Linked DNA regions of Homo sapiens: region 1 is linked to region 2. A link is a loop called in an ENCODE intact Hi-C map of the cell type or tissue named here. Cell type or tissue: B cell. All regions are shown on one strand.

Region 1 (2,500 bases), 290 kb before region 2:
TGAGGAGGAGGGTGATTCTGAGGCCTTGGGGGCTGGAGAGAGTTCCTTTGCACATATTTGCTTTGTGGGAGTTGGGTAGGTAAAGGCCACAGAGTATATTGACTTATTAACTTATTTAAATTACTTTATTTGTGAATGAGTGATGGTACAAGCTAACGTGATGAAAAATGCATCTCATTCTCGTGTGCCCTGGCCACCCAGTTTCTCTTCTCAGTGGCCAAGACAATTTCTTGTGTATCTCTTTGGAAATACTTTCTCTGTCAGGTTTTTGTTTTTTATTCTTAAAATTTATTATTTATTTATTTTTTGAGACAGGGTCTCGTTCTTTGCCCAGGCCAGAGTGCAGTGGTACCACCTTAGCTCATTGCAGCCTCAAACTCCTGGGCTCAAGTAATCCTTCTGCCTCAGCCGCCCAAAGTGCTGGGATTACAAGTGTGAGCCACCCCCGGCCAGTTTTGGTTTTTTAAACACAAAGTACCATGCTGTACACACAGTTATGTATCTTGCTTTTTTCACTTAAGAATTTATCTTGGATTTTCCCCTGTAGGATAGATTATGTTCCTTTACTCTTTTTAATGACTTCATAATATTTCATGATATGACAGTGCTGCAACAAATCCCTGAACATACATTATTCTGCATTTGTAGAAATTTATCTGTAGGTTAAATTCTTTTTTTTTTTTTGTCACCCAGGCTGGAGTGCAGTGGCATGATCTCGGTCCACTGCAACCTCTGCCTCCTGGGTTCAAGCAATTCTCCTGTCTCAGCCTCCCAAGTAGCTGGGATTACAGGCATGTGCCACCATGCCTGGCTAATTTTTGTATTTTTAGTAGAGACAACGTTTCACCATGTTGGCCAGGCTGGTCTCAAACTCCTGACCTCAGGCGATCTGCCCGCCTCGGCCTCCCAAAGTGCTAGGATTACAGGCATGAGCCACTGCGCTCGGCCAGGTTAAATTCTTAAAATAAGGAGAATGTGCATTTTTAATACTGAGAGATGTCAAATTCCTTTCCATAATCCCATCAGCATCGACGAGAAAGACTTTTCTTGCATCCTTGCCAATACAAGGGAGACACCAAATTTAAATTCTGGCAAAAGAGATTAAGAGTTGCTTCTTTCTTTTATTTCAAACACCACAGGATGCTTAGAGGTAAGCATCCTATTATTCAATTTGCATCTGAAAACAGTCACAATTCTTTCTCTTTACATTTGTTTTCTGGTCTCAATGAGGGTTAAGAGAATTTGAGTGACTCTACAGGGGGAAAAAGGAAGTAACAGTCAAAGAAAATCATCGTGGTTTATTAGCTTTATAAGGATTCCAAAATGCAGGGCTTTTTACATTCAGCACGAGTTGTTTTTGTTTTCCTGACAGTGAGCGCGTAAGGTCCCAGTGGCCAGCAGGGGGCAGCACGTCCACACAGAGAGTCCGGCTGGGACGCCACCAGCTGATTGAACATGCTGCAGCTACTGGACCTAGGACCTCATCAGTCAGAAATGCAAACTCACTTTGGTACCTTCACTGCCTTCTCATGATTGGCAGTGAAGAACAAAGCTCCACTGAAAGACCCGGATAAATGGAAATATTCCATTTATGCCAACCAAGTGCAGGGTGGCACAGAATTAAGAGGGAAAAGAGGGCCGGGCGCGGTGGCTCACACCCAAATCCCAGCATTTTGGGAGGCCAAGGCGGGCAGATCACAAGGTGAGGAGTTCCAGACCAGCCTGACCAACATGGTGAAACCCCGTCTCTACTAAAAATACAAAAATTAGCCGGGCGTAGTGGCGCGCGCCTGTAGTCCCAGCTACTCAGGAGGCTGAGGCAGGAGAATCACTTGAACCTGGAAGGCGAAGGTTGCAATGAGCCGAGATCACGCCACTGCACTACAGCCTGGGCGACAGAGTGAGACTCCATCTCAAAAAAAAAGAGTATTATGAACACAACTAAGAATTGCATCATGTTGTAGAACAGAATTTATATTAAATATTTGATTATTCCAGCCACTATTTGTGCTATAAAGCACAGATGGAACACCTTTATTGGATTCACATTATATTTCATACCTATTTTGCCAAAAGTGCTAAAAATGTCAAATAATTAACCCCTGTGTCTTCTGTTCCTCTAGAAACAGGATTTACTATTTTATCTTAAAAAGCAAATTAACCTGTTTCCTTAATATTAGTCCATTCAACCAGCAAGGACTGATTGCATGCCAGGTGCAGTGGATATTGGGTAGGCAAGACATAGTCTCTCGGGAGGCTAAGACAGGAGAATGGCTTGAACCAGGGAAGTGAAGGTTGCAATGAGCCACTGCACTCCGTCCTGAGTGACGGAGTGAGGCCCTGTCTACAAAAAAAAAAAAAAAAAAAGAGAAAGTGGTGGTGCAGGATTCAAATCCATATTTGACCCCAGAATCCACTATGTGCTATGCCAGTCTGGTCTCAGGTCTGCCCTTAGAAATTGTAGGCATTTTCCGGGCACGGTGGCTCATGCATGCAATCC
Region 2 (2,500 bases):
TAAGCCAACACCACTGACCAGAGCAACCAATGGGAAATGCTAATGACTCTTAGGCACGCGTGGTAAGTTTAAACATAATGTATGGTTCGTGACTAGCCTGGGCAGCATGGTGAAACCCCATCTCTACAAAAAATACGAAAATTATCCAGGCGTGGTGGTATGTGCCTGTAGTCCCAGCTACTTGGGGTGGTGTGGGGCTGAGGTGGGAGGATTACTTGAGCCCTGGAGGTTGAGGCTGCTATGAGCTGAGATCACACCACTGCACTCCAGCCTGGGTGGCAGAGTGAGACCCTGTCTCAGACAAATTTAATTTAATTTAATTAACAAAAAAACCCCAGGCCGGGCGCGGTGACTCACGCCTGTAATCCCAGCACTTTGGGAGGCCGAGGTGGGAGATTCACAAGGTCAGGACATTGAGACTATCCTGGCTAACACGGTGAAACCCCGGCTCTACTAAAAATACAAAAAAATTAGCCAGGCGTGGTGGCGGGCGCCTGTAGTCCCAGCTACTCGGGAGGCTGAGGCAGGAGAATGGCGTGAATCCGGGAGGCGGAGCTTGTAGTGAGCCGAGATGGTGCCACTACACTCCAGCCTGGGAGACACAGTGAGACGCCATCTCAATTAAAAAAAAAACAAACAAAAAAAACCCCACAAACCCATAATGTATGTACGTGCAGGAGCCAAATGTCCTTCATAAAAATTCTGTTCAGCCCCTGTGAAAATAAAAAAGTATTTTTACATTTCGACTGCGAATGTACTGTTGTAGCCTGCAGCTTTTATTTCTGCATTTTTATTTTAAAAAATTAACGGCTTACCTTCAGAGCAATTGTATGTTACATAAGACACAAAGTCCCTTTCTAGCCGACTCCACATGCTTTCTGTTTCACTCCTGGGTTAACACATTCTTCCTAACACTGAACATTTGTCTATGCCGGTGTTTGAGACAGGAATTGAAACACTTTTGCAAATATGAATTCACATGCCACCACAGGAGTTCTGGTTAAATGTGCCAGTTAGACAATTATGTTTACTATCACTCCCTCTGGAAACAACTCCTAAATGACATTAAATAATTTTAAAAGGCAATGTGATTTTAAAAGTCAGAAAAACAGAGAACAAAAGAAAAAAATGAAGTAGCATAAAAAACTAGAAGCTGGAAGTGTTTGCACTAAATGATTTAGGGCAAGGTTTCTCAACCTTGGTATTATTGACATTTTGAGCCATAGAATGTTTCACTGTAGATGGCATCTGTAGCAGCATTCCTGGTCTCTACCCACTAGATGCCAGTAGCACCCCTCCCTAGTTGTGACAACCAAAAATGCCTCCAGTTATTGCCAAATGTTCCTGAGGGTAAAATTCCGCTGGCTGAGAACCACTGATTTGGGAAATAAGAAAAATCAAAATGTATCCCCAGGAAAAGTCTAGAACCAGGCTTACTCTGGCCAAAGGATGCCTCACTCACCTCACCCCCAACCTCCCAAAATAAAAAGCTCAGGAGCTAGAGGCACCAGGCAGAAAACAGCACTGGTTAAAAATCTGTAAAAGAGTTAGGTTGAATGCTCTGTATGTCCTCTGCTTTAAAGATTCATTCTTTAAAGAGGCTGAATCTTGGGGACTCCAGGGTTGACGACACCAGGCACAGCTGAGGGTGAAAGTTCCATACAGAATGTGGGCATTATATAGGAATCTACTAAACAGGTGTGGGATCCTAGCTCTTTGCTCAACTCAGCTCTACGAACACTGGCATCTAGGTACCTATTTTCTAGGGAGGAGACTGGAAGATTCTTCTGATAAAAACTGACCGAGCCATAAACAGAAAAAAAATCGATTGTCACTCAAATTTAATGAATTGGCCTGGCCAGATCACTCTAAAACCCTAAAGTAAAATCTACCAGTCAATGACCTCTCCCTCTCTTCTCCATACATATCTTCTAATCACAGGCTTTTCAATGCCTCACTCCCATGCAAATAGACAGCCAAGAATGGCCAAGCATTTAAAGAAAGCCTCCAGCATGGAAAAGAAAAAAAGAAACAAGAAGGAACTTAGAGAAAACAGAAATATTGGGGAGCAGATGCAAAGTTCAAAAATGTTTTAAGTGAAGCTTCCCTTCTCAGATCTTGGTTTCCAAATACCAAGGCGGGCCCCCACTGGACTGGGGGCACAGAAATATCCTCTTGTGTCAGAAAATGTAAAAATGTGCAAAGAATGATGAGGCGGTAAGACAGAACATAGAAGCTAGCTTGAAGCGGTATCCCCTGGCCAAAGGGAGGACAATTTGAGCATAAAAATAAATAAGAGTATAGAATTGTAAACCTTGATTACAATAGAAATCCATGAATCCATGATTATATAAACAAATAAGAGAAAGGGAAAACACTTCCTTTCAGTAGAATGCCAGCTAATAATTGTAGAAGGAATAATGGAAATAGATAATTACCATTTGGCAGCCCAATCTGTGGTAGCTGATAGAGACGAGGTCATCAATGGATGCTAAGGCTG

Evidence for each region. Hi-C counts contacts between places; a loop is a spot of excess contacts. Peaks named below come from ENCODE experiments on the same cell type or tissue, not always from the same donor. Only the 100,000 strongest peaks of a DNase experiment are listed, where the experiment ranks them.
Region 1: it touches region 2 in a loop (5-fold over the local background); 7 of 110 quality-filtered maps call a loop at or near these places.

What each region holds. Positions count from the first base shown.
Region 1 is chr6:106,978,505-106,981,004 of GRCh38, reverse strand. No RefSeq gene overlaps it. Among named protein-coding and RNA genes, the nearest start is that of CD24, 5.0 kb to the right of the region's middle. In B cell, CTCF peaks have their summits at 1,228 and 1,428 (motif pointing right); a DNase peak (open chromatin) is centred at 1,404.
Region 2 is chr6:106,687,160-106,689,659 of GRCh38, reverse strand. No RefSeq gene overlaps it. Among named protein-coding and RNA genes, the nearest start is that of LINC02526, 7.1 kb to the left of the region's middle. In B cell, no CTCF peak of the experiment used is centred here; DNase peaks (open chromatin) are centred at 889 and 1,297; H3K4me3 peaks cover 504 bases.